3 separate regions of the Mus musculus genome follow, and regions 1 and 2 are each linked to region 3. A link is a loop called in an ENCODE intact Hi-C map of the cell type or tissue named here. Cell type or tissue: left cerebral cortex. All regions are shown on one strand. Links, peaks and the distances in the headings refer to the core of each region. The heading gives the core; the rest is flanking DNA.

Region 1 (10,247 bases), core at 5,901-8,400, 300 kb before region 3:
AGATTTGTTCATGCTGAAATAATTAATAATATTAATAATATGATATTGCTATAGAGAGAGGGCTATTTGATAATGCTGAAATGTGTATTGAATTCACATTGTGAGGATTATTACTCTTTTCAGCTTGATTAGTTTGAGACATGAGCTTCACGGTTCAAGCCCATAATGGCGATCCCAGAGATGATTAGGTCATAAGGGCTTTGATGGATTCATGACACTTTGGAATTATTTCAAGGCAGTGAAAGTCGGGACATGGGCTTAGGTGGAGGAAGTGAGTCTAGGGGGATATGTCAATGAAACTATAAGGCACAATAAATAATTCCTCTCAGTAAATTGTCCACTCAGATATTTTGGAGAAAGTTATACAAAAGTAACACAGAGGCATGAAAACATCACCATTAAAGATCTGCGTGCCTGTAGTTGTGGGGCATCAAAATACACAGCATAGATATAAATGAAGTTAAATCTGTCCGAATCGAAAGGAAAGCAATTAAGTTCATTATGACTGGGAACTTTACCATTCCTCATCGACAATGAGCAGGCTGAGTAGACAGAAAGTCAGTAATGGTTTGTAGACCATTAACTCACTGGACTTAGTTGACACTTGTGGAACTATACTGTAAAACCAACAATAGAATAGTACAGATGTTCAAGTGCTCATGAGCCATTCGTTAAGCTATACCACGTGCTACACAGTTATTGAAATCATGGCAAAGAAAACCTCAAATTATAAATATATACATGCGCATGCTGTCTGACACCCCAAAACTTACACAATATTTTACAAGGTTAAACACAATAAATATTCACATTCTCTTCCATTGTGGTTTCATTTTTGACATTAAAATTTTGCTTTTTTTTTTTTTTTGAGAAAATGTCTTATGTATCCTAAGCTGGCCTTTGACATTCTACACAGCTCAACAGGACTTAAACTCTGGATTCTCCTGCTTCTACCCCCCCCCCCCCCGCTTTTGCATGAATTATAAGTATGTGGCACTATGCTCTGCTTAGATTTTTGAGAAACCATGTAAAGTTTATAGTCTAGGCCAGAACTCCCCAGGCTATACCTCTGTCCTGGTTCCACTTATTGTTACCAACTGACTTTAAGAAACACTCTATCATTTTCTTCTACCTCTTCATTTTTCTGTCAGTACTATGCTATTTTAAATCATAACATCTTAAAAGGTTTTTGCATTCACTAATACTAGTCTATTTTACTTACCAGTATTTACTTACGTATATGGAAATAACTGTTATCTTAAGAAATCTACTGATAAAAAGTAAAAAATTTTTTAAAAATATTAATACTTTAATTGAAGATTACTTTGCATTTATAGAACAAATAGAATGGCATTTCTCCAATGTTGACTTTTCTTATCAAGAAAATTGTATGGCTTTTCATTCAGAGCTTGAATTTTCATATTTTCTTCAAATGCAGGCATAGAGGCACATACACACCTTTCATTTTAGTGTTCAGGAGGAGGAGAAATGAGGAACATCATAAATTAAAGGCCAGCCTATGTTCTTCAAAAAACAACAACAAAAACACAAAACAAAACCAATAAAGCCAAAAATAAAACAAAGCAAACCTGTCTTCACATAGAGGAGTACTCCTTTACCCGGTTGAGCACATGACTCCTAGATTAGGAAGGTACAGGCATCCCGTCCATCTCTAAGGATGCAGCTGTTCTCAGGTGGAGCAAAAGCACTTCACATTTATTAAGAGCTTAGCCCCAGGCAGGTCTCAAAATTTCTCATAGAGAGCCTGAGTACTGCCTAGATGAGCTCCTTGAGTGGTCAGCTAGGTTTTGTTTAGTTTTGATTATGTTTTGAAATGGCATCTTTTTCTTTATTGTATTTTCTAGTTAATCTGTCACATCCCATTGTGCTTTGCCTTGTGCGCAGTGCCCACTCACTCTTCTGATGCTTACAGGCATACGGTTACAACATCTGCACAAAATATCTTGCCTCTTCCTTTCCTGTATTTCCAACTTTTACTTCATTATTTATGGCTCTTATTGATGCTTCCATAGAAATAAACACTGCTTTTGACTGAGGACATTTATTAGCATCCTTTTGACTTTAATGAGAATGCCTATGCTGCCTCACTAAGCTCGAGAGTGGTATGCCACGTCAAGAAAGCATATTTAGTCGTGTTTATGAAAGGCTTTTTTAAAAATAATGAACAGTGATAATTAGAGGACTCCTATGTAAATTATGCCAAATATACCACAGAAATTCATTAGGATGATTAAGGTTTCTCCTTCCCTTTAGCTTTGTAACGTTATAAGCTATTAATAGGGTTTGAATCCCTAATCATATTTCTATAACTTGAGTGACTGATCTTGTTAATTATGTAGTTCTTTAAATGTTGCAGAGATCTAGTTGTCAAAATTTAAAAATCCAAATCAACATTCCATTTTGCTTTGGTACAAATTTTCTATATTCATGTTTATTCTTTAATTTGGCTTTCATTTAATTTATAAATCACTAGCTCTTCCCATGTTTCAGAGAGGTAGGGTGCAGCTCAATGAACTAAGTAGATGAGAATGTGTGAATAGATGAATAAATAAAAGGAAATCTTTCTCTGATTTTCAGTCACTAGGGTCAACAGTTTTCATGAGATAATTAAAACTCACAGGAGGACCCAGAGAATCCTTAAAGTTGGAGAGGAGGAAGAGGCCTGCACCTGCCTGGCACAGTGTCTCAGTGGCTTTTGTTACTGTGTGAAAGACCCTGAAACAAAGGTGTCAAGAGCTGCACAGAAGCAGCCCCAGAGGGCATTGCATCAGCCCCTCCCTTCGATGATGCCCAGAGGCCTTCATCTTTATGAAGCAGATGCTTTTTGCAGAAAATATCCTTCACTCTTGGGAAATCTCACTTCTGAGTAATAATCAGTATTTTTCCAACCTCCCTTATACCACAACAATGCTGTTTTAAATCTTTGCTTCTCTAATTTTCACAGAGCTTTACTACATGAAAGTTTCTTAGGGGTCTTATTAAGTTGTTCCTAATTTCATGAACACTGGAAGTGAGCAGTTCGATAACGGATCTGAGTCTGAAATGTGTAGTAGCAGACAGGGACTAGACTTTTGACAGACTCCTGATAGGCAGGGACATAGGAAGAGGGGCTTGGGCTGGTAAACAAAGATGATGAACATCCAAGGTGGCTGGGTTCTTCCTCACCCTCCTGACTTGAGACTTGAAATGAAGACCTCCTGGGCTTTTCTCTGTGGCTCAATAAATTCAAGGTAGGGGGTTACACAATAGTTGTGGGCCAATTAGCCATCCTGTCTTCTTCAGATCTGACTAACTCTAACTTAGGGGAGGAAAAGCCTTCAGAGGCTTAAAAATCCCTAGCCCTCAAGGAGAAGCTGGATTTTGGCTCTCCTAAACCACCTCTACATGGTGGAGCATCTTTTCTCTGTGTGCCTGCTGTGTGTGTTTTCTCACCTCTGATAAAAAACCTTTCTTCAGATGCCAATTCAGCCTGCTAGTTTGCTGTGTTCACAATTTCTCAGTTATTAACTGCAGTTCTAGAGATATTTCTCCCTCTCTTTTAATTCCTTAGCTGGCAGAGAAAAGGAACCCAATCCAGACCCCAAGACAGTAACAGAAGCAACTCTACAGAAGCCTGAAGGTAGCAATGCAAGGAGCCTGAAAGATTAATGTTAGTATCAATGCCAGATCGCATGAGGGGACGTTACTGCTCTTCTTAGTTAGGGAGGAAAAGTTGCCAGGCCAATGGTAAGAAAAATAAGAGCAGTGACCCAAAAGATCAACATGCATCAATGGAACCCTTTTAAAAACACATAAGGACTGACATTCAGACCTTTGTACTACCATGTGGGATAACTGAATGTGTTTGAATTTCTTTTCACTCTGAAGCACTGGCTTCTAGGTACTTTCCACGGTGGCCACAGGAAGAAGCACAGCTTCTGCTGTGCACTGAGTAGAAATCTCACACTGTATTTGTCCGTAGACTGGCTGTGTGCCTCCATGGTTCACCCTGCTCAGCATTTCAAGACGGTTTCATGTAGCCCAGGTTCACCTCAACTTTCTGTGCAGCTGGGGAGGATCCTGGACCCCTGATGCTCCTGTCTCCTTCTTCTAAGTGCTAGGAGTACAGTGTGTACCATCATACCTGGCCCGACACTCTGTCTAAGGTGTCTGTCCTTGACAGAGTGGGAGTAATCAGTATGAGAATGCAGATTGCAGAAACCCACGGCTTCCTCTGCTTTGCCTTTTCTTGACATTCTACCGAAGTGGAAACTTCTAGTTTCTTTGGAAAGTTAGTGATGGCAAACAATGCTTTGCTGGTACACAAAGGTGAAAGGATGTTTTGCTATAGCAAACCTGTGAAACGACGTGTGATGTTCAGAATGACTATAAATGTAACCCCACAGACAGTGGGAGCCTGAGCATTAATTTGCTTTGTTCCACCTTGCTATTCTCTTTGTTAAAAATTTTTTAACAATTTTTTTATTTATTTACATTTCAAATGTTATTCCCTTTTCTAGTTTCCCCTCTGAAAACCCCCTATAAATTCCCCCCTCCCCCTGCTCACCAACCTACCCACTCCTGCTTCCTGGCCCAAGCATTCCCCTATACTAAGGCATAGAGCCTTCACAGGACCAAGGGCCTCTCTTCCCATTGATGACCGACTAGGCCGTCCTCTGCTACATATGCAGCTAGAGCCATGAATCTCACCATGTGTTTTCTTTGGTTGGTGGTTTAGTACCAGGGAACTCTGGGGGTACTGGTTGGTTCATATTGTTGTTTCTCCTATGGGGCTACAAACCCCTTCAGCTCCTTGGGTTCTTTCTCTATGTCCTTCATTGGGGACCCTGTGCTCCATCCAATGGATGGCTATGAGCATCCACTTTGAGTTTGTTAGGCACCGGCATAGCCTCTCAGGAGACAGCTATATCAGGCTCCTGTCAGCAAGCTCTTGTTGGCATCAACAATAGTGTCTGGGTTTGGTGGTTTGTATATGGGATAGATCCCTAGGTGGGGCAGTCTATGGATGGTCATTCCTTCAGTCTCTGCTCCACACTTTGACTCTGTAACTCCTTCCATGGGTATTTTGTTCCCCCTTCTAAGAAGGATTGAATTATCCACACTTTGGTCTTCATTCTTGAGTTTCATGTGTTTTGCAAATTGTGTCTTAGATATTCTGAGTTTCTGGGCTAATATCCACTTATCAGTGAGTGCATACTATGTGTGTTCTTTTGTGATTGGGTTACCTCACTCAGGATGATATCCTCTAGAACCATCCATTTGTCTAAGAATTTCATAAATTCGTTGTTTTTAGTAGCTACGTAGTACTCCATTGTGTAAATGTACATTTTCTGTATCCATTCCTCTGTTGAGAGACATCTGGGTTCTTTCCAGCTTCTGGCTATTATAAATGGACAACTTGCTATTCTTTATTAACAGCATGCGTGTATTGATTCTCCTTACATTGTGTTTGTGTTGCTGAACTTCGCTTGTGGTGACACCTTTTTTTTTTTTTTTTTTTCTGCTTCAGCAGTCTAAGGCTGGTTGTCAAGCCTTGCAGTTTCTTCTGGATTGAACTGCCCCTGCTGGTTCATGTGTGATGTCTGCCAAGAGGACTGGTCTACTGCTGCTGATTTGTATTTGGTGTTTGGTACTGCTGATATCCTGACAAGAATGATAGGACTTGCCCCAAAAGAGCTATGTATAAACAAGTCTACTTTGCCCATGTCCTAATAACTTTTCTTTCCCACTACCTCTGGTGGGTGGTGGGCTAGAAGAGAAGTTGAATCCTTATTAAAGTAGGTTGGAAAAAAATTTATGTTTACACTGTACATAATTTCAAACAGACTTTCAAATTTATTTGCATAATACTTTTGCCTTTTAAATCTTTTCTTTTTCACAGTGTCAGTATATAATTTTTCTTTCCTAATTTAGAATATTTTTTCCTTCCTTATAGTAGTTAATTAAGCACGGAGTTCTATGTGAAACACCACAGCTTTTCCTTATCAGACCCATTACTCCTCTATATCTGACTTACTTGATAATCTTATCTCCCCTAAGTTTAGTATGTAATCTACCCCACATTTTTAGGTAACTCATAGATCCCTTTCACACTATCTTCTCTGGATACACATTTGAAGCTAAGCTATCTGTTGACACAATGGCATTTTATTCTGTGGGTTTCAGTTTGTAACATTTTAATTATTCTTTCAGCATTTTGTAGTATTCATTTTGTTTTTTCTCTGTAGCAAAGATCTTATATTTTCAAGCAGTAGATGAAATACTAGTTCTATTTTGGTCATTCACCCTTGATTCACCATGCTGAATTTAGAGACTATGGTCTCAGCCATATGGATCCACCAAGGGGTTTTATAGGTCAATATTTATTCAACTTTAGTAAATACTTTCACAGGGTTTATTTACCATAACAAGGGAATAGAGCCACTGTTTATCCTGCTCATCAATGGCTCTGACTTCACTGGTCAAATAGACTTCATCCTTGCTAACTTTCCTGAAGAGAACTCCTCTGTTGTTAGCCTTTTGTTGATTATATTTTCTACTTGTGGTTTTGTGGTTTTTCTTATTTATATTTTGACATGAAATGCTTGACAATATTAGAGAGGAGCATACCCCCTGCGGATTGTTTCCTCTTATAGCAATATGTCTTCCTCTGTCTTCTTTGTATCATTTGTCTCAAGTTGAATTCCGTCTGTGACTAGTGCCAGGATCACAGTTTTCTTTCTGCTATAACTTACCTGATGTGCCCTTTTCACTTTTCCTTCTGCTTTCCTGACCGTCTTGTTTGTATATTCCCCCCTTTTTTTGTATATCACATGTGCCAGTCCCACATGCTACCAAAATTTAACTTATAAAGTCTTCACTGTTACAAACATTTATAATATAAGCAGATATTAACAACAGAGTGGTAATGACAACTGGTAGCATTATTATATAGTGACACTTTGATATTTAATATTTATGAAACTCCTACTCTATGCCAGGTACTGAATTATCATCTCATTTAGCCTTCACAACCTTGTCAATATTTCCATTTTGCAGATGTGAAACTAATGATTAACAACTTTTTCCCAACTCAGAGAATTTTAAGAGGCTGACTGGACAAAGGTCATTTTCCATGGGGCTCGAATTGGGAGGCTTTATAATCCAGTTTCCAATCTCTCTTTCATCACTGCCCACCCCCAAATCCTATCAACCACAGCTAAGTTGGCTGCAGTTCTCAAAGTTCCCAGCAGAGGGGAGAATGTCCATGTGAAATCTATATGCTAGTAACAATTGTAACCTTAATTCAGAATTCTTTACATATGTTAAAGCTAGATGAAACGCCCTACAGTGGGGAGAGGGAACTTGTAGAGTCCACCTCCAATAGAAAGACAGGGCATCAAGTGGAGGGACGGGGTTGCAATCCCATAGTTAAAAACTCTGACCCAGAATTGTTCCTATCTGGAAGAAATGCAGGAACAAAAATGGATAAGAGCCTGAGGAAAAGGTCCAGTGACAAGTCCGACTTGGGATCCAGCTCAGGGGGAGGCCCCAAGGCCTGACACTGTCACTAGTGCTATGGTGTGCTTACAAACAGGGGCCTGTCATGGCTGCCCGACAAGGAGCTGAAAGAGTCAGATGCAGATGTTTACACCCAACCAATGGACAGAAGCTCATGACTCCTGTGGATGAATTAGGGAAAAGCTAGAAGAAGCTGAGGAGGAGAGCAACCCTATAGGGAGACCAGCAATCTCAACTAACCTGGTCCTCCGGGTCCCTCAGACACTGAGCCACCAACCCCACAGCATACACCAGCTGATATGAAGGTCCCAACACATATACAGCAGAGGACTGCCGGGTCTGGACTCAGACAGAGAAGATGCACTTAACCCTCGAGAGACTTGGGGTCCCAGGGAGTGGGGAGGCCTGATGGGGAGGGGGCATCCTCTTGGAGATGAGGCAGGGGAGGAGGTGTGAGATGTGGAACAGTCGAAGGCTGAACTGGGAAGTCTGGACTGTAAAAAAAAAAATAAAATAAAAAAGTAATTTGAAAAGACAATGGCTGTCCCCTGGGCTGGGGAGAAAAATCAAAGAGAGTTCTTTCAGGTTAAAATTATTGAAGTGACAGGTGCACTAATCTTAAGTTTTAAAACTATAATAACTATAATTTTAAATGTTGAAAAATGAGCTTATAATGATGTTCTATAATACAAAGGCTGACTTTCCCTCACCTCAGTGTCTGAGCAAGTGGGCTTCCAAAGCATCTTTGGTCAGTAGATACTATGTTTCTTTTCCTAATTGCCTCGGCAAGCCATTGGGTCTTAGTTAGAGCCTTGATCTGGGTCCAGGAACACATATCATGCTGTGTCATTAACCTGGGAAATTGAGCATTGGCATCATTCACTAATTCTAGAATATTTAAAAATCTTAACAGAAAGAAGTTCTTGGAAGGAATTTGAGGGAATGGGTAGAACAAGAAGGGGTGTATGGGAAGAGTTGGAGGGAATAAAAGGGAAAGAGGAAAATCATGTAATTATGTTTTAATTTAAAACATAAAATATTATTTAAAAACACGTATTTGTAGAAACATATTCTGTTATTAGGTCAATGGGATCAAGCATTTCTAAGAATAAAACTTTAAGGTCAGAAGCATTATCAAGACTTAATCCTTAATAAGAGTAAGGGGGCAAGATGTAGTCACCAATTCTCTTTGTCAGCTGCTCTCTATACCATGTGTTTGTTCTAAAGCAGATTATGGTACCACTGAGCAAACTGGTCATCAAATACAATAAAAACAAACTTAAGATACTCAGTTTTCATTTCCAGACTTTTGAAGTTTATCTTTATTCAGTTTCAGACAGAAAATGTACAGCTCCGGGTATAAATTCATGCTTTCTTGACCCAGGGAAGTAGGGAACAGTCATATAGAGACTACAGCACAAGGGGGCCATGCAAGTTTGAGGTCAAATAAAGCCTGCTCTCGTTTCCGTAAGGCAATCTCAAATATTCTTGCATGCCATCTCACCCCCTGTGAGTCAATATAAACGAACATTTTAAGTCCAATTAAGAAAGTTAAATAAATGAGCCATAGTTTTTAGTCATGCACAAGTCATGACCTTAGGACAAAGATGTTAGAGGGTTTTGGACAGAATTAAAACATTCTTTGAAAGCTGGTTAAAGTGTCACATGCTTGTGATCCAAGCAATGGGGCAGTGGAGACAGAAAGAGTTAGAGCCTCATCTGGGTTGCAATATAAGTTGTAGCCCAACTTAATTTGAATAATAAGACCCTATCTTTTTTTTTTTTAAAAGAGATATTGCTTGAGCAATTTAGGCTTGAGTAACGCAAATGCTCTTTTTAAGGTGAAAAGAGGAGGGAGTTGTGAATAGCGTGCAAAAATCACCTTCTCTGGCATCAGATGGCACTGGATGTCAGCTTGAGGACAGTCCAAACCTCAACTGTGAGCCTTGACTTTATAGACACAGTGGAAAGCAGGCAGTGAAGGGCCAGACACTGAGTGGTTTTATAGTTAATCAAAAATCTACTTAGAGATCTAAATTGGGTGAAATTACTTATGGGACTTTACTGGAGGATACGAGGGGAGAGGAGAACAGATTTGGGAAAACAAATTGGTGGCTGGTTCATTTCTGCTTGGAAACCTAAGTCTCCTAGGCTTAAGCCCTAAGTTTGGAATGTGAGTGCTCTTTCCTGCTGGTATGAGGAGATATTAGGGAGGAAAAGATCACTTAAAAATGCAATACTTTATTGAAAAGAGACAACTACCTCAGGTGATCAATTTGTAGTTTGAAATAAATATATATGTGCAGGTTAGGGGACGGACAATCTAACTCACAGCCACAGTCACCAGGGCAACTGCTGGATGTATGAACTACAGTTAAGGAAAGTCATGAACAACTGATATCACTTGGAGTAGCCCCTACTATTTAAGAAGGTATTTGCTCACCCACTAGTTCCTTAATCAGGCAACAGTACCATTTAATTATATGTCAGGTACTAGACTAAAAGAGAGCAAGACCCCTTTTCTTACTGAGCCCCAATGTACTTGGGAAACAAAGACAAGTCAGGAAAGAAACAGACACGCGAGACCTTGCCCGAAGGGACACAGTCACAATGCAGCACTGTCTTTGAGCCTAGGCTTTTTTCTTCTTCTAGTGGTGAAAGGGATGGATTTGTCATCTCTTATGAAGCACTACACTGGAAGATCCTTGTCTTACTAGTATATGCTG
Region 2 (10,247 bases), core at 1,740-4,239, 290 kb before region 3:
TGGTGTCCCAGACAGAAGCTACAAGCTCAGGCCTGGAGAGCTTGTCTAATGTGTGTGTTTTCTCCTGAGGAATGGTTTCCTTCCTTCCATGAGACGTATCACAGCATTCTAAAAATATGGTTGTAAATTATAACGCAAAAGTTGTTGCTGCTTTAAACCTTTTTAAGTCCTAAGTCACACGGAGTTCTATGTCCTCAAAATGTTGCTCAGCCTCTACCCTGTCTACCTGGATGATTTTCTCTCTCAAACTGAGAGTCTGTAAACTATTAAGCATTAAGTACACACACACCCTGACCCCAGCGGGCTCCATTCTCCATTCTCCCCTGTGCTTAAAAGAAGCTGCCCTGGAGTTTCAGTGCTATTATCAGAAAGCAGCAGACAGCACGGGCAGTTAAAAGCACAAGAAAGTAAATAACATGGTAATAAATAGGCAAAATAAAAGAAAATAAACAAACAAGGAAATAAATAAAGGGCATTTGTTCATAAAGTCAGAGCTGAGTGAATGGCTCAGGCTTTGCCCTGCCCTGCCCAGGCTCAGTGGGGAATCTGGGTAGCTGGCAAACGCCTCTGTCGTCGTTATTATTATTTTGCTGGCAATCTGAAACATGTAGGTGAGCTCAGTTCCTAGGCCTAGTGAGATGTCCTGCAGGCTGCGAATCCCTTGCCTTCATCTGAAGCACTTGAGGATAATTTGAAGTAAAAGGCTTGAAACAAAGAGCAAGCCCTTCTGCTTCAAGTATTAATTACCTATGAAAGGGACTACATTTAGCTACTTATATTGCTAAATTATATGCCTCAAACCCCTTTAGTTGAGAAACTAAAGATAAGAGAAGCTAAGTACTGTGCCGTCTTTGTCATCGACTTAGAAGAGGCAAAATTGAGATTTGAACTCAGGTTTATTTGACTCTTCAGTCTCAGCTCACAATGGCAGTACAGTCTAAAAAAAAAAAAAATCACAGGATCAATTTCCTCTGAGGTATATAGCAGCATGTGTAATGATAATTATGACATCGAAAAGAATTCTATGCAGAAAAATGAATTTTCCAGACAAATCTGACTTTATAGGCCTGCTCTAATATTGTCTTGTATAAAGAGGGCCAGATCACCTCAGGGTGTCTGCTTTGTGTCTGGTTTTCCTTCATCTTTAATGGTGGGCAAATCTAGTACATTATGGAAGCCCACTTTTTTTTTCCTCAAGAGATATAGATGCCTCTTAAAAATTTGATGAAAATGCATTAACTTTTCAAGCTACTGAGCTGCATTTTAGTTCACTGAGGCAGTAAATTGGGTGTATACTGTACAGGAATGGTGGTGACCTAAAAATAAATATTTGATACAAGCCACCATAGTCTCTTGGGGTGTGTGTAAGGGGAGTAATGAATTAAAATTCTAAAGACTCCTCAGCTTCCCAAACAGGAGGAGGAACTCTGTGGCCTGGAAGCGTCCTCTGTCCCTGCTGCTGTGTTTGTTCAGCTCTTTAAGAGTTCACCCCATTCGATCTTGTGGCTCCTAAAGCCAAGGGTGAAAGTTTGATCCTTGCAGAGGCCACTTAAATTCAGAGAACAAAAAGCACCATTCTCTGCCCTAGACTCTAGCCCAGATCCCTGCCAGGTGTCTGCCCTCTGGTCAAAATGAGACGCTGGCAAAGGGGTGCTAGCCTGTGACAGTATGGGAACGCAACAAAGGACACCCCTCTACATGCGACTTGCTCTTTGTGTGCTCACGGGACCTGACATCATTCACAGAGAACACAGATTGCACTTTACTGTCAGCCCTGGAAGTCTGAGTCAAACTGAAATAATGCTCCAGCGCTACTTACAAAAATCCATTATCTACTCGGCCTAAGTACAGAGCCTGGCCTCCTCGCTGACAGGATTCTGTTGGCAATCAAAAAAAAAAAAAAAAAAAAAAGCAACACTCAGTCTTTAGTCTGTATCTCTGTAATAGAAAATAGCAATACTTATAAGCTGAAATCAAGCACAGGTTTTATGTTAGTCAAAGCCATTAAGCTATCAAAAGTAAACCCATGTACACAGAAACGTCCCAGGACTGGTTTGTAATATGTCCTGACAAATAAGCCATGAAAACAAGCTCCTCAAATTACTGATGCAACTTTTTAGCAGGGTCACAAACTCAGCTTTCTTTAAATTAAGTCAGCTCTTCCTAGTTTTTACTTCTCTAATTACCCAGCACTTAACGCATATTTTTTCCCTCAAATATTTGTTTTAGTAACAAAACAGCACTCCAAGTCTTAAAGGATTAACATTTTCTATTTTAAACACAAAATCTAAATTAAAAATTACTAACTTAAATGATAGCAAGAGTTTTACAGAGATTAATAAGCTTTAAGTACAGTTTATATTAGTACACAGACTTCAATTTATCAAATGTCACATATATCTTTCATGATTTGGGGATTTATTTCATTTATGAAGTAGTCAAATGAATCAGCTTGCCCTCGACTGTAACAAAATACTGCTTGGTGACTTGTGACAGACAGGGTTTTAACCTCTGACAGCGAGATTCATTGTGGAGCAGGAGCCAATCATAGATCCTGACGACACTTGTCTCCTCTAAGTTGGAATATAAAAAGCCACTTGGAATACAGTATACAGGACTCCCTGGCGTGGCAGGTTGTCTCTCGGACGGTACATGCACTAATATTTCACTTGGCATTACTCAAAAGCAAAAAGAAGAAATAAGAACAAGGGAAAAAAAAAGATTGTGCTGATTTTTAAAATGATGCAAAAACTGCAAATGTATGTTTATATTTACCTGTTCATGCTGATTGCTGCTGGCCCAGTGGATCTAAATGAGGGCAGTGAGAGAGAAGAAAATGTGGAAAAAGAGGGGCTGTGTAATGCATGTGCGTGGAGACAAAACACGAGGTACTCCAGAATAGAAGCCATAAAAATTCAAATCCTCAGTAAGCTGCGCCTGGAAACAGCTCCTAACATCAGCAAAGATGCTATAAGACAACTTCTGCCAAGAGCGCCTCCACTCCGGGAACTGATCGATCAGTACGACGTCCAGAGGGATGACAGCAGTGATGGCTCTTTGGAAGATGACGATTATCACGCTACCACGGAAACAATCATTACCATGCCTACAGAGTGTAAGTATATCTGTTAAAGTATATCAACAGTTCTGCTGACTGCTGTCCTAGTGTTTATGAGAAACAGATCTATTTTCAGGCTTTTAACAAGCTGTTGGCTTATATGTAAGTAGCAGAGAAAGGAGATTTTTTTTTCCCCAAGATTTCCTGAGAAACATACCGACAATGAAATCTGTCTTGCTTGTTTCCTGGCAGTGCCAAATAGCTCAAAGTTAATATGCTGGCTCAGCTTTAATAGTATTTAATTTTATGCGGAAAATGTAGAATGCTTGTGTGTTCAGAGTCTCACACTATAATGTAAGGACTGTGAGATTCTATAGGCAGTGTTAAAGCATGAGAAATTTACAATTACATTTGTCTAAAATGTGCACTAGTTTCCCCCTGACTCACACTAAAGAGAGATCTCTGCTGGATGTTTATTTGAACACTGTTCCACAGTTAGAGTGCTTTCTGTTATTTAAAACTGTCAGTCTCAGAGCTTCTATGCTCTTGACAAGCTAGAATATTAATTGTGAAAGCTACTGCACTGGAAAGTTAAAGAAGTTAAATATTAAATGCATTATCATGAGCCACGATGAAGCAGGCATAGCAAAATAATACTCAGGACCGAGTATCAGAAAACACTCAGGAAATGAGCATTAACTGGGAGGTCATGGTGTGAAATGCTCCTGTGCCCCTTCATAGCACCGCACTGAGAGCGTCCTGGCTGTGAGCGTCCAGGCAGGAACAGTGATCGGTAACCCTCTAAAAGATTTAATTCTTTATGAGAGGGAGGGTGAGGACCGTTACCTATAACTGCCACATTGCTTCTGGGAGATAATACATTTCAGGCAGTTCCTGTTTGAGTTCTCCGAAAAGCAAGTCAGGTAGCCTTAGAGAGCAGGCAGAACACGAAAGATTTCTGTGCCATGTGTCTGAGATCTTGCTTTAATACCATGCTTTAAACACTTAAAACCAGACATGACACAGTTTCAAACCAGCCCTTTCCTAAGCGGTCAGGTTACGATACAGCAGATAATTTTCATTTATGACTCTTGGATCAAACAGTTCAGGAAAAAGTCTCCCTTATTTACATGGGGTTTGGAAAAGCAATTGTTAGTGCTGAACTTGCAGTGAGAGGCTGGCCCCAAGGCCACTGCTTTCTGATTTTTTAGATAGCTTGAGCATGACCTCTGAGGTTTTTGCTAATTAAGTTTTTGTTGTTCCTTGGAATAGCTCTTCCAGAGCCCAAGTGTCACAGATGTATTATATTGTTTGCCATTTCTGAGGTTGGTTAAATCGCTCCCTGTGTCTTGTCTCCAGGTAATTGAGGCCTGGGGGAAGGGTTCCTTCCTCCAGACTGACTGGTACAGCTGCTCAGTGAGTGTAACTGCTCAGATTCCCAAAGAATTCTAAGTGGACGTTCCGGCACGCTGTCTCTTAGTCTCTAATCATCATCACTTGAAAATTTCATGTGCTGTTCATTCTTTTACAAAATATCCCTTAGCCCAGAGTTCTCTGGAAGGGGAGTAGAATCTACATAAACAGGTGAAAATACAGATGTCAAAAAAAAAAATTCTGAAAAGCTAGAGCAACTATTTTCTCTGATGTTTCTTCTGAACTATGAATGAAGTTCCACATAATATTTTATTTTAAAAGACCACATACGTACACACTACCCCAACAGCTGATGTTAAGGAGTGAGTTTATTTGTGTTTTGATGGGGCCTGATGTCAGTCATTTTCTTCTTATTCCTTTGTAGCTGACTTTCTAATGCAAGCGGATGGCAAGCCCAAATGTTGCTTTTTTAAATTTAGCTCTAAAATACAGTACAACAAAGTAGTAAAAGCCCAACTGTGGATATATCTCAGACCCGTCAAGACTCCTACAACAGTGTTTGTGCAAATCCTGAGACTCATCAAACCCATGAAAGACGGTACAAGGTATACTGGAATCCGATCTCTGAAACTTGACATGAGCCCAGGCACTGGTATTTGGCAGAGTATTGATGTGAAGACAGTGTTGCAAAATTGGCTCAAACAGCCTGAATCCAACTTAGGCATTGAAATCAAAGCTTTGGATGAGAATGGCCATGATCTTGCTGTAACCTTCCCAGGACCAGGAGAAGATGGGCTGGTAAGTGATAACTGAAAATAACATTCTAGCAACCGTGTTACATTTTTATTCCTGACATGAATGATAATAGTGAAAAAGAAATACTATTTCCTATGCTCATAAGCCAGACAAAGTATCTTACTCCAAAGGTAGGTGTGTACCCAAAACAGTACACACCTACCTTTGGTGTGTCAATCTCATGTCCCATGAGGGACATGAACCCCTTGGTGTTCTTACTTAGCATGAAGACCAAAAACCAATTACATCATGTTCCTAATTCCACAAGGAGGTCCTTACTAGGAATTAGATGTAATGTCCTTTTCATTGTAAGTCACATAATTATGTATAAACTATGAAGTCTCTATGTAACTGTAGATTCTGGTTTCTACCCAACAAATTAAAACCTTTCCTTCCCGTTTTATGTTTCTTTCCTATGTTTTATATTGAAAAATGTTGGTTCCACATAAAGTAAAAAAATATTAAAATTCTAATTAAAATACCCTTATATGTATAGATATACTTGATTAAATATATTATACTCAACACTTCTAGTAAATATGTTCAGTACTTATAGAATGTTGAAGCCATGATATGTATATAGATTACTTTGTGAAATATTGTCAATAAAACTGTAATTTCTAACCAAGCTAACCTTTGCCTCCTAGCTTATCTTTGGACTCCTTTAGCATACTTGCATAGGAATTAACTTAGGCATTACCAATTAACTAAATAGTGAGTCAGTGATAGGACAAGACCTCATATATTATAAAAATAATAAAAAAATATTTAGCCCTCCAAAACCTGAGTTACTGTTCTCTGTTACTTTTATTTATTTATTTATCGGCTTTCAAAAACTTAACGTGAACATATGGTTATTTCCATCCACTGTCATAGTTTACACCAAAATATTGTACTTAGAAATAATAAGCCTGGTTACCTTTTAACCTTTTGATTGAACTTGGGAATATACAGTCTGGGAATCAGATCTGTTGTGAGTGAAACCTGTCATTTGAAGTACTACGATTTCCTAAATGATCTATTTTCTTTATATATGCTACTTAAACACTACACTCTACAAATTATGTTCTCTTTGACAATATAGTCTCATGGTAAAAGATAAAATTGCTATCAACTATTTAAGAACATTCTTTCTCATAGACAGTATTTTAATTACCAAGGTTGCTAACAGGTTTTAATTATTTACAAGGTGGTTAGTGTGATATTCCTTAGAGTTTTCTCTCTAAAAGGAAATGGTCCTAAATGCACTGGGAGATGGAAGCGGTCATGCTGCATGCAAATTCTTCTCTTCCTTCTGTTCCTTCTGCTGTGGTCCTGAGGATTGACCCAGAACCTTGCACATGACGGGCAAACCCTGTTCCACCAAGCTCCATTCACTCCCAGTTCATCACTTCTTATAAACCTCTTCTTTGCTCCTTTAAGGATTCTCTTTCCACGCACTATACATACAGCCACTGTCATCATGCTAATTTCTCTCTTCCCACTGTAATCCATATAGTGCTCAGAAAGAGCTACTTTGCTCTGACTTTAATATGCACATTTCTTTCAGAAAAGACCTAGGGGAGACCAGATGCGTACCTATCCATCCAAGAGCCATTAGTCACCTGCAATCAACAATGATGAAAAGCGATGCTCAGTCCTCTCACCGACCCGCCCACCTTCCCTCTGTTTCATCTTATACATATTTCCCAGGCATCTGTTCTGCTATTACGTGCTATTATGTCTGATAATAGTATGAAAAGAAACAAAACTTTAAAGGACACAAAAGGAAGGACCACAGGGAATGCCTGATGCTGTTAGAGTCTTTAGGGCCATGAAAGGAAAAATGAAGTCTAGTGTATATAAAAATTCCTTAATTCTGCAGTTCTTTTAAAAAAAAAGCGTAAAAATTATGTGGTTGGTTTGTTTGTTTGTTTGTTTGTTTTTCTAATAATGATTTTTAAGGTAGGAAGGATTTCAGGCTCTATTTACATAATTGTTCTTTCCTTTTCACACAGAATCCCTTTTTAGAAGTCAAGGTGACAGACACACCCAAGAGGTCCCGGAGAGACTTTGGGCTTGACTGCGATGAGCACTCCACGGAATCCCGGTGCTGCCGCTACCCCCTCACGGTCGATTTTGAAGCCTTTGGATGGGACTGGATTATCGCACCCAAAAGATATAAGGCCAATTACTGCTCAGGAGAGTGTGAATTTGTGTTTTTACAAAAATATCCGCATACTCATCTTGTGCACCAAGCAAACCCCAGAGGCTCAGCAGGCCCTTGCTGCACTCCGACAAAAATGTCTCCCATTAATATGCTATATTTTAATGGCAAAGAACAAATAATATATGGGAAAATTCCAGCCATGGTAGTAGACCGCTGTGGGTGCTCATGAGCTTTGCATTAGGTTAGAAATTTCCCAAGTCATGGAAGGTCTTCCCCTCAATTTCGAAACTGTGAATTCAAGCACCACAGGCTGTAGGCCTTGAGTATGCTCTAGTAACGTAAGCACAAGCTACAGTGTATGAACTAAAAGAGAGAATAGATGCAATGGTTGGCATTCAACCACCAAAATAAACCATACTATAGGATGTTGTATGATTTCCAGAGTTTTTGAAATAGATGGAGATCAAATTACATTTATGTCCATATATGTATATTACAACTACAATCTAGGCAAGGAAGTGAGAGCACATCTTGTGGTCTGCTGAGTTAGGAGGGTATGATTAAAAGGTAAAGTCTTATTTCCTAACAGTTTCACTTAATATTTACGGAAGAATCTATATGTAGCCTTTGTAAAGTGTAGGATTGTTATCATTTAAAAACATCATGTACACTTATATTTGTATTGTATACTTGGTAAGATAAAATTCCACAAAGTAGGAATGGGGCCTTACATACACATTGCCATTCCTATTATAATTGGACAATCCACCACGGTGCTAATGCAGTGCTGAATGGCTCCTACTGGACCTCTCGATAGAACACTCTACAAAGTACGAGTCTCTCTCTCCCTTCCAGGTGCATCTCCACACACACAGCACTAAGTGTTCAATGCATTTTCTTTAAGGAAAGAAGAATCTTTTTTTCTAGAGGTCAACTTTCAGTCAACTCTAGCACAGCGGGAGTGACTGCTGCATCTTAAAAGGCAGCCAAACAGTATTCATTTTTTAATCTAAATTTCAAAATCACTGTCTGCCTTTATCACATGGCAATTTTGTGGTAAAATAATGGAAATGACTGGTTCTATCAATATTGTATAAAAGACTCTGAAACAATTACATTTATATAATATGTATACAATATTGTTTTGTAAATAAGTGTCTCCTTTTATATTTACTTTGGTATATTTTTACACTAATGAAATTTCAAATCATTAAAGTACAAAGACATGTCATGTATCACAAAAAAGGTGACTGCTTCTATTTCAGAGTGAATTAGCAGATTCAATAGTGGTCTTAAAACTCTGTATGTTAAGATTAGAAGGTTATATTACAATCAATTTATGTATTTTTTACATTATCAACATTCACTTATGGTTTCATGGTGGCTGTATCTATGAATGTGGCTCCCAGTCAAATTTCAATGCCCCACCATTTTAAAAATTACAAGCATTACTAAACATACCAACATGTATCTAAAGAAATACAAATATGGTATCTCAATAACAGCTACTTTTTTATTTTATAATTTGACAATGAATACATTTCTTTTATTTACTTCAGTTTTATAAATTGGAACTTTGTTTATCAAATGTATTGTACTCATAGCTAAATGAAATTATTTCTTACATAAAAATGTGTAGAAACTATAAATTAAAGTGTTTTCACATTTTTGAAAGGCATCAGTTTTATGTCATAATGATTAATTGTGGGTTTTTAAATTTTTATTTTATTATAAGTTTGTACAAAAGTTTGTACCAAAAAGGTTAGTACAGAAGTTTGATTTAGGAACTCTAGTTCTGAGTGAAATTCCCAATGAATTTGCTTTATATATACAAAAGCAAAGACTAGTGTCTCCTGCTCCATTTTTCTCTAACTTGAGCTAAAATCTATTTAATTTCATAGGGTCGATTTTAAATGCATTTCAATTGGCAGTGGTATATACTCCTAGGGCTACATACTCCACCGAAGTGACAGGGACACAGGAAACCACAGTTCTTCTCTAACACTTAATGAGACTGGCACACTTTCCTGAGCACTGGGGCCACCAGTTTTCAAACAGAATAGCAGAGTGACTTAAATTACCAAGAAGTCCTTGTGTACCATTGAGCAGGAGTATATCTAAGCCCTTCTGTACCACTGTGTAGGAGTATGTCTGAGCAATTTCTTCCTTCTACCTTCATCAGGTCAGGGATGTGGCCCTACAGTGACTTAAGGTTAAAGGGGAGGTGACTAAAATTCTTTTATGCTACTATTTCTGAGTGAATAATTCATAATTAGCCCAAATAGAATTTTAGCAATTTCTATTTGTATATTAATCATAAGAAATTAACATCTAGTTCCCAACACATTATATTTGTTCAATCGTTCATCCTAACAGGAATTATTAAAATTGTGACATGATAAAAATCCATCAAAATAATCAAAAGTCCGGTTTTAAAATATGACATGATTACTACCAATTTGATAAGTAGGAAATTAAACTTTAAGTGGTGATAGACAAGTCTTGGTTTGCCTGGAATGTGACAAAAGTTGAAATATCATTTACATGGCCATTGAGGTCTAAGACACACACTGCAAAACATCACAGGAAATGTCACCCCTTTCCTTCATCCTTGAGTGGAGTCCAAGCAATGAAATTGGTACTGAATTTAGTTGATTTCTGTCTAGATAGGGTTTGTAAAGTCTTGGGGAAAAGTACATTAGAATGGATGGTTTGCAGCAAATTTATCTTTGTTGCCACTTAAAAATCTAAATGGGTAGAAAATTGAAATACAATCTACTGCATTACATATCAAAAATATTTCAGTGAGTAAGATACTCTCTGAAAAATGCAGGGTGTTCTTGATTGTAGTATTTTTCCCCTTTGAGGCTG
Region 3 (10,247 bases), core at 3,712-6,211:
ACCAAACCATAAGTGATGGCTAGAGGCCTGATAATAGATAAACGACCATGGACCTTGCACTTTAGAGAAGAGCAGCAAAATTTCAGACTCATTCTTACAGGCAGAAAGGCTATTGAACATAACCTGGGTGTCATTATCTTCTGCTTCAACCTTTACTCCATTAAAAACTTCTCCATTCCATAAGAACACATTGCCATGTTCATCTTCTACAGGTTGGATAGTCAAAACACCTCTTAAATGAAGAACATGACCAGAAAATAAACACTGATAGTTAACAGCAGATTTTAACAACTGCCTGCTGCTGTTGGGGCCCCGCCGTCTAAGATTATGCAGCAAATCCTCTTTTAACTCTTTACTGAAGTGTTCAATAGAGAAGCTTACAGAACAGCAAATGCCACACATGGTTATGTGAAGTCAGGTTGACTGTGTCTTGACTTTGGTTGTCTCGGAGGTTTCTAATGCTTGGTATTCTTTTTTTAGTTCGTCTAATGTATCTGTTAGGAGGAAGTGAGAAAAAATATTGAAGTGAAAGTTCAAAAATATTTACCTACTATTTCATGGACAAAACAGGCTACTTCTCAAGAATAAACCATATGAGATTCACTGTGCAAATGCCAGCAATAATTCACAATGCTTTAGTGACAAACAATGCTGATATTTTGGTAATATTTTCTTTCCACTGAATACATACTTTGTCCAATCACTTGGCTAAACACCTTAGATATATAATTTTTAAATACTTCAAGACATTAGAGCAGTAGTTCTCAACCTTCCTAATGCTACGACCCTTTAATACAGTTCCTCTTGTTGTGGTGACCCCAACCAAAAAATTATTTCATTGCTACTTCATAACTGCAATTTTACTACTGTTATGAATTGTAATATAAATATCTGACATGCAGGATATCTGATATGTGACCCCTAAGAGGGTACTGACCCACAGATTGAGAACTGCTGCCTTAGATGTTCAAAGTATTATCCCTGAAAGTCACTGTATAATGATTTTTCATATTTCTGTTAAGCTCTTAAAATATACATGACTACTTTACTTAATAACTAAAGCGGATACGTCTTAAAGTTAAAATTTTTTATTCCTTGAGAATTTCATACTTGATATATTTTGATCACAGCCACTATCTATTTCTCGATCCATATCTCCTCCTACTGGGGAGGGGGCTTGTGCCACTAGCAACAATGGCATTGAATGGCAGTTAGTACAGAGAACCACAACTGGTGCAGCTCGAACCATCAGTGACTGTGGAGTGCTCAACTCTAAACTGGACATCTGTATCACACCCAAAGCTCATGGATAAAAGACGAGACAGGAAGACCATCATGACAACAAGAGACTGGGAGGACGACTATAAGACAGTGTCTTCCAGACATGATGGGGTTGTTATGAACATGAACTCTCTGCAGCTATGGCTGCCTGCCCAAGATCAAGCCAATCCAAATCCCAGCCCGAGCCCTACCGGAAGAGTCTTTTTAAAACTGTAGAACATCTGCAAGGTGGTTGTGGTGCAGCGCATGCCTTTAATCTCAGCACTTGAGAGGCAGAGGCAGGCAGATCTCTGAGTTCAAGACCAACCTGATCCATACACTAAGTTTCAGGACAGCCAAGGCTACACAGAGAAACTCTGTCTTAAAGGACTCCCCCTGCCACCCCCTCTCCCCAAAAAACCAAAACCAAAACCAAAACCAAAAAACCCCCCCAAAAACCAAAAACCAATAAACAACCCACTGTACATATCTTTGGAAGTCTAACTGGAAAACAGACCACTGTACTAAATCAACACACACATTTATTCAGATAGGGCTTAACTGAGGCACCATTATGAATCCCCACAAAAAGCTTACAAAAGGTTTTCTGTAGCATTCCATATATAACTCTGAAAACAAAAACCAAGACGACCACCACTCACTTTTGCTTTCAGAAAAGATTTTTGTTCGATCTTCAAGAAAGAATATGTTGCTGTTCTGTTGCTGCTTGTATACTCTCTGCAAACGAAATTGACAAGATCAGGGTATGACATGCACACTGATGCTGAACAGGATCCTGTTATCATTTATTCTTGAACTTCAGGAATATTCAGAACAGTAATTACCACAGAGAAACAAAGCCACTGAATACTACGCCACCCAGAACTGGTTGTTTACTTAGCATGCATCATCATACCACACACTTTCAGTAACAAAAGCTATCATAGCCACAGATTTATAATTTACTTCATAAATGAATAATACATGGAGACCTTTTCTGACCATATGGGTACAACACTATAGTTCTTTGCTGGCCTCAAGCTTCAGACACTTACTGTATCGTCACTACAGGTGCTGATGAGCGCCTCTACGTGTAAACACACATGCACCCTCACAACTGCTTACACACCAGTTACTCAGAAGTGTCAAACAGCATTTACACATTTTGACAGTTTGATCTCCAAAAATTTGTATTAATTTGCCTTAGCATCTAATATATCCCAAATGACAATATCAGAAATGTCAAGAATGTCAGTCATTACATAATCGCAGCTGATTTCTGAACATATTCATAAAAAAGGCATTAAATGGGTTAAGTATTTAGAATAGTAAAGTTTTCTGTGAAAAACTTCATTCTTTTTTGTTAAAATATAATAAATATTTTTTTATCTTTGAGATCTATTGACATATACAGGAAAAACAAATTTAAAACATGCAAAAACAAACTAGGATACCACGTTAGCTTTTAAATTATGATCTTTGAATTTTGTAATGTTAGCATAAATAATCGAAATCATAATTTTAATATACTATTCAGATTTCCACAGCAACTCACCCGATTCTTCTTTAGATTAGAAAGTTCATCCACAATAATTTTCTGTTCTTTAATCTATTAAAGTAAAGAAAAAAATCTAAAGTGGAAGATTTCAAAGTATGTTTAGCGAGAACATTTTAAGTCACTGCTTTAAAACTAAAGATGGGGTTGGGGGCTATAATGGACTGCCTGTCTAAATGGACACTGAACAAATCAACAGCACTCAGTCTGGAATCAGTAGAAGACAGCTTGAGAAGGAGAAGCATAGGCTTGCCAGGGGTCAGTTACCACAGCTCACATCTTTAACCAGGGTGAGCCACTGCCTACCCAAATTAATACCAATCTTTTAAGCCAGGCAGTGGTGGCGCACGCCTTTAATCTCAGCACTTGAGAGGCAGAGGCAGGCAGATTTCTGAGTTCGAGGCCAGCCTGGTCTACAGACTGAGTTCTGTGACAGCCAGAGCTACACAGAGAAACCCTGTCTTGAAAAAAACAAAAAACAACCAAACAAAAGAACCAAAAACAAACAAAACCTCTCCCGAAAACAACAAAAACCCAATCTTTTAGTTTTATAAGGTCTTGCTGTAGACAAAAAGAGAGAAATAAAATGAATGTGGGTTCTCCTCTTTACCAACAACCAATGGTTTTATGATGTATGCACTAGATGACAGCCAGACATTCGGATAAAACAAATGAAATGGTACTATGGTACTGAATGCCCTACCTGCACTGATCCAACATGATTTTCCACCACTGTATCATTCTATTTCAAGTATTAAGGACTGCATATTGCTGGTATCGTTAAGCTAGGCAAATAGTCTATTAAGTCCTGAGAGCTGTACTAATAACCTACAAAGCCATATTGAGTACGCTTTCCTTGAGATTCAAGTCTGCTTGTACAGTGTTTTTATGCTCATTACAGGAATGACAGGTGTCACTTTAGGTGACACCACAGTACACTGTGGTACAGCGGGAATTAGGCAATGTACTGAAGATATCATATAGGACAGAAAAAATACAGAATTTAGGAATGTTTAATATCTGAAAAGACTATACCCACACCCTTCCACTCTACACGTTTAAAGATTTTCGTCTGTAACTGGAAGTTAGGACTAGTTCCGGTATGGGGTTGCCTCCCTGAAATCCTGGCTATTAGGCAAGAGAATTATTCAAGTAATGCCTAAGCAATAATATCTGAGGCTGGCCTGAGTTATTTATGAAATCCTATCCTAAAGGTATAGAAAAAAATTAATTTGATAGGGTGCTCCTTTCTCTTGTTGAATAATAAAGAGATGACCAAACAGATGTTTTTAGGATCACTTAAAGTTGAGAATATATTTTAAGGTAACAGGCAGCTGAGAAAATCGGCTAAGAAGCTTTTGCCTGAGTCTGGAAGAACAGGTACAGACTTCTAAACTTTTATGATGGACGTCATGGATGGCACCCAGGCGGGTGCGTGGCTAACTGGATGAAGCACAGCCACAGAGCAACAGATCTGTGTGTGACTGAGCAACACATCTGTGTGTCACTTTTTTTCAGGGGACACGCCTCCATCGTCGCAAACCTGCAGGATGGAGGGGAATCAGCTGCTGGTGCTGAGAATGCACGGCGGAGGCTACAGGGCACAGCGGGGCCCGCCGCCCACCACCCTTCCCCGGCGTCCCACGGCACCTTGCTGCTAAGGGACTCGGCGTGCGCAGTCGATGTGTGTGGGGGCCCCGGCGCGGCGCGGCCATCGGCGTGCACCCCACTGCTGGGCATCGCCTAGCCGCGCCGCACGCCAAGAACCGCGACTGAGGAAGGAACGGCAGCCAGCAGCCCCGGCAGGAAGCCTGGGTTCCACTCAGGAATCCGCCCCTTCCGGCACCCCGACCAATGGAGTGCGCACACTCACGCCTGCGCAGTGGCAAGCGCGCGCGGGGTGGGTTGTGAAAAGTCGAATTAAGAGTTGTGCTCCACTGCAAAATGGTTTTCTGCTAAATGTAGGTGTGGCTTGGCTGCAGAATCTATGAATGGTCTGTATCGCCCCCTAGTGGATCCTATGTAAAAATAAATCACTATAATTTAATACTCTTAAATTTGGTTTTCTTCTCCTCCTCCCCCTCCCCCTTCCTCCTCCTCCCCCTCCTTCTTCCTCTTCTTCTTTTTCTTCTCATCCCCTTCCCCCTCCTCTCCCCTCCCCTTCCTCTTCCTCCTCCTCCTTCTCTTCCTCTTCTTCTCGTCCCTTCCCTCCTCCCCCTCCTCCTCCTCCTTCTCCTCCTCCTCCTCCCCTCCCCTCCTCCTCTTCTTCTTCAGATTTACTTATTTTATGTATATGATGAGTTCACTGTCTCTGTCTTAAGACATACCAGATGCAGATCTCAGGTGCAGAGGATACCATAGAAAACATTGAAACAACAGTCAAGGAAAATGCAAATTGCAAAAAGCTCCTAACCCAAAATATCCAGGAAATCCAGGACACAATGACAAGACCAAATCTAAGGATAACAGGTATAGAAGAGAGTGAAGATTCCCAACTTAAATGGTCAGTAAATATCCTCAACAAAATTAAACAAGAAAACTTTCCTAACCTAAAGAATTTGATGCCCATGAACATACAAGAAGCCTACAGAACTCCAAATAAATTGGACCAGAAAAGAAATTCCTCCCATCACATAATAATCAAAATACCAAATGCACTAAACAAACAAACAAACAAAAGAATATTAAAAGCAGTAAGGAAAAAGGGTGAAGTAACATGCAAAGTCATACCTATCAGAATTACACCAGACTTCTCAGCAGAGACTATGAAAGCTGGAAGATCCTGGGCAGATGTCATACAGACCCTAAGAGACCACAAATAGCAGCCCTGACTACTATTACAGCAACACCCTCAATTACCATAGATGGAGAAACAAAGATATTCCATGGCAAAACAAAATGTACACAGTGTCTTTCCACAAATCTAGCTCTATAAAGGATAATAGATGGAAAACACCCACACAAGGAGGGAAACTGCACCCTAGAAAAAGCAAGAAAGTAATCTCCTTTCAACACACCCAAAAGAAGATAACCACACAAACATAAAAATAACATAAAAAATAATAGGAAGCAGCAATCACTATTCCTTAATTTCTCTTAACATCAATGGACTCAATCCCCCCAATAAAAAGACATAGACTAACAGACTGGATATGTAAACTGGGCCCAACATTTTGCTGCATATAGGAAACACACCTCAGTGTCAAAGACAAACACTATGTCAGAATAAAGGGCTGAGAATAATTTTCCAATCAAATGGTCCCAAGAAACAAATTGGAGTAGACATTCTAATATAGGATAAAATTGACTTTCAACCAAAAGTCATCAAAAAAGATAAGGAAGGACACTTCATACTCATCAAAGGAAATATCTACTAAGAAGAACCCTTAATTCTGAACATTTATGCTCCAAATGCAAGGGCACCCGCGTTCATAAAAGAAGCTTTACTAAGTTAAAAGCACACATTGCACCTCACACAATAATTGTGGGGGACTTTAACACACACTCTCATCAATGGACAGATCAGGTAAACACAAACTAAACAGAGACCCAGTGAAACAAACAGAAGTTATGGACCAAATGGATTTAACAGATATCAATAGAACATTTAATCCTAAATCAAAAGAATAAACCTTCTTCTCAGCACCTCATGGTACCTTCTCAAACTCAGGGCTGAAATCAACCAAGCAGAAACAAAAAGAACTATACAAAGTATCAACAAAACGAGGATCTGGTTCTTTGAGAGAATCAGCAAGATAGATAAACCCTTAGATAGACTAACCAGAGGACACAGAAACAATATCCAAATAAACAAAATCAGAAATGAAAAAGAAGATGTAACAACAGAAACTGTGCAAATTAAAAAAAATCATCAGATCCTACTACAAAAGCCTATACTCAACAAAACTGAAAAATCTGGATGAAATGGACAATTTTCTAGACAGATAGCAAACACCAAAGTTAAATCAGGATCAGATAAACCATCTAAACAGTCCCATAACTTCTAAAGCAATTGAAGCAGTTATTAAAAGTCTTCCAACCCCCCCCCCCAAAAAAAAGCCCAGGACCAGATGGATTTAGTGCAGAATTCTATCCAATCTTCAAAGAAGATCTAATACAAATACTCTTCAAACTATTCCACAAAATAGAAACAGAAGGAACAAGATCTAATTCATTCTTTATCAAGCCACAATAATGCTGATACTAAAACCACACAAAGACCCAACAAAGAAATTTTCCTTGATGAATATCGATGCAAAAATACTCAATAAAATTCTTGCCAACTGAATCCAAGAACACATCACAGCCTTCATTCACCATGGTCAAGGAGGCTTCATCCCAGGGATGCAGGGATGGTTCATTATACAGAAATCCATCAATTTTATCTATTACATAAACAAACTCAAAGAAAAAAGCACATGATCATTTTATTAGATGCTGCAAAAAGATTTGACAAAGTTCAACACTTTTTTGTGTTAAAAATCTTGGAAATATCAGGAATTCAAGGCCCATACCTAAACATAAAAGCAATATACTTCAAACCAGTAGCTAACATCTAAATGGAGAGAAACTTGAAGCAATCCCACTAAAATCAGGGACTAGAAAATGTTGCCCACTCTCTTTATATCCAATATAGTACTTGAAGTTATAGCTAGAGAAATTAGACAACAAAAGGAGGTCAAAGGGATACAAATTGGGAAGGAAGAGGTCAAATTATCACGATTTGCAGATGATATGATTGTATACTTAAGTGACCCCCAAAAATTCCACCAGGAAACTCCTGCAGCTCATAAATAACTTCAGCAAAGTGGCTGGATATAATGTTAACTAAAACAAATCAGTAGCCTTCCTATACTCAAAGGATAAACAGGCTGAGAAAGAAATTAGGGAAGTGACACACTTCACAATAGTCACAAATAGTATAAAATATCTTGGTGTGACTCTAACCAAACAAGTGATCTGTATGACAAAAAACTTCAAGTCTCTGAAGAAAGAAATAGAAGAAGACCTCAGAAGATGGAAAGATTTCCCATGCTCATGGATTGGCAGGATTAATATAGTAAAAATGGCCATCTGAAAGCAATCTACAGATTCAATGCAATCCCCATCAAAACTCCAACTCAATTCTTCATAGAGTTAGAAAGAGCAATTCTCAAATTCATCTGGAATAAGAAAAACCCCAGGATATCAAAGACTATTCTCAACAATAAAAGAACTTCTGAGGGAATAAGCATCCCTGACCTCAAACTATACTACAAAGCAATCGTGATTAAAAAACAAACAAACAAACAAACAAACAAACCAAAAAAAACACGAAACAAAAACAAACCTGCATGGTACTGGTACAGTGACAGGCAGGTAGATCAATGGAATAGAATTGGAGACCCAGAAATGAACCCATACACCTATGATCACTTGATCTTTGACAAAAGAACTAAAATCATATAGTGGAAAAAAGACAGCATTTTCAACAAATGGCGCTGGTTCAACTGGAGGATAGCATGCATAAGAATGCAAACTGAACCATTCTTATCTCTTTGTACAAAGCTCAAGTCCAAGTGAATCAAGGACCTCCATATAAAACCAGATACTCTGAAACTGATAGAAAAGAAAGTTGGGAAGAGCCTCCCGCACATGGGCACAAGGAAAATTTTCCTGAACAGAATACTGATAGTTTATGCACCAAGATCAAGAACTGACAAATGGGATGCCATACAATTACAAAGCTTCTGTAAGGCAAAGGACATCATCAATAGGACAACACAGCAACCAGCAAATTGGGAAAAGATCTTTACTAACCCTACATCTGATAGAGGGAAAATATTCAATATATACTAAGAATTCAAGAAATTAGACTCCAGAGAACCAATTAACCCTATTAAAAATGGGGTACAGAGCTAAACAAAGAATTCTCAACTGAGGAATACCACATGACTGAGAAGCACCTATAGAAATGTTCAACATCCTTATTCATCAGGAAAATTCAAATTAAAACAACCCTGAGATTCCACCTCACATCAGTCAGAATGGTTAAGATCAAAAGCTCAGGTGACAGCAGATGCTGGCAAGGATGTGGAGAAAGAGGAACACTCCTCCACTGCTGGTGGAATTGCAATCTGGTTCAACCACTCTGGAAATCAGTTTGGTGTTTCCTCAGAAAATGAGACATAGTACTACCGGAGAACCCAGCTATCTCACTGGGCATATACCCAAAAGATGCTCTAACATGTAATAAGGACACATACTCCACTATGTTCATAGCAGCCTATGTATAATAGCCAGAAGCTAGAAAGAACCCACATGCCCCTCAACAGAGGATGGATACAGAAAATGTGGTACACTTACACAATGGAATACTACTGAGCTACTAAAAACAATGAATTCATGAAACTCTTAGGCAAATGGATGGAACTAGAAAATATCCTGAGTGAGGTAACCCAATCACAAAATAATACACCTGGTATACACTCACTGATAAGTGGATATTAGCACAGAAGCTTGGAATACCAAGATACAATTCACAGACCACATGAAGCTCAAGAAGAAGACCAAAGTGTGGATACTTCGGTCCTTCTTAGACAGGGGAACAAAATACCCATGGGAGGAGATACAGAGACAAAACGTGGAGCAGAAACTGAATGAGAGACCATCCAAAGACTGCCCCGCCTGGGGAACCATCCCATGTACAGTTATCAAACCCAGATACTATTGTGGATGCCAAAAAGTGCTTGCTGACAGGCGCCTGATAAAGCTGTTTCCTGAGAGGCTCTGTCAGTGCCTGACAAATATAGAGGTGGATGCTCTCAGCCAACCATTGGACTGAGCACAAGGTCCCCAATGGAGGAGCTAGAGCAAGGATCCAATGAGCTGAAGGAGCTTGCAACCCCATAGGAGGATTAACTATATGAACCAATCAGTACCCCCAGATCTCCCAGGGTCTAAACCACCAACCACAGGGTACACATGGAGGGACTCATGTCTCCAGCTGCATATGTAGCAGAGGATGGCCTTGTTGAACATCAATGGGAGGAGAGGCCCTTGTTCCTGAGAAGGGTCGATGCCCTAGTGTATGGAAATGCTAGGACAGGGAAGCAGGAGTGGGTGGGTTGGTGAGCAGTGGGAGGGGGATGGGATAAGGGAGTTTTCAGAGGGGAAAACAGGAGAGGGGATAACATTTGAAATGTAAATAAAGAAAACATCTAATAAAAATTAAAATAAAAAACATGAGCCGTATATTTTATTTATATTATTTTATTTATATTAACATATCTAATTCCTGAATTTAAAAGGCAACTGGACCAGGATAAGATGAAGTCAAATAATGTCCTTCACTTTAGCTCATTTTATATCCCAAAACATTGTTTCATCATGTACTCCATGTAAAAGTCACGAATAGTGTCTTCTAGGAGTGTTTTACATGCTTTAACACTGC

Evidence for each region. A loop is a pair of places that touch in the nucleus more often than their neighbours do. Peaks named below come from ENCODE experiments on the same cell type or tissue, not always from the same donor. Only the 100,000 strongest peaks of a DNase experiment are listed, where the experiment ranks them.
Region 1: a loop joins it to region 3, with 6 times the contacts of the local background. A loop is called at or near these places in 25 of 42 quality-filtered maps.
Region 2: it touches region 3 in a loop (4-fold over the local background); 25 of 42 quality-filtered maps call a loop at or near these places.

Annotation. Positions count from the first base shown.
Region 1 is chr1:53,046,008-53,056,254 of GRCm38, forward strand. No RefSeq gene overlaps it. Among named protein-coding and RNA genes, the nearest start is that of Mstn, 11 kb to the right of the region's middle. In left cerebral cortex, for the core only: a CTCF peak has its summit at 7,236; a DNase peak (open chromatin) is centred at 7,249.
Region 2 is chr1:53,059,027-53,069,273 of GRCm38, forward strand. Mstn (myostatin) reads left to right here and starts at 2,614. Exons shown (of 3, transcript NM_010834.3): 1 at 2,614-3,115; 2 at 4,857-5,230; 3 at 7,225-9,053. The coding sequence starts at 2,740. The coding sequence ends at 7,605. In left cerebral cortex, for the core only: no CTCF peak of the experiment used is centred there; a DNase peak (open chromatin) is centred at 3,001; H3K4me3 peaks cover 535 bases.
Region 3 is chr1:53,348,065-53,358,311 of GRCm38, forward strand. It overlaps Asnsd1 (asparagine synthetase domain containing 1), which reads right to left and starts at 4,688. Exons shown (of 6, transcript NM_133728.3): 1 at 4,466-4,688; 2 at 2,816-2,869; 3 at 1,923-1,998; 4 at 1-494. The coding sequence starts at 402. Asdurf (ASNSD1 upstream reading frame) reads right to left here and starts at 4,688. Exons shown (of 4, transcript NM_001353501.1): 1 at 4,466-4,688; 2 at 2,816-2,869; 3 at 1,923-1,998; 4 at 265-494. The coding sequence starts at 4,555. The coding sequence ends at 415. In left cerebral cortex, for the core only: a CTCF peak has its summit at 4,797 (motif pointing left); DNase peaks (open chromatin) are centred at 4,368 and 4,694; H3K4me3 peaks cover 1,162 bases; H3K27ac peaks cover 331 bases.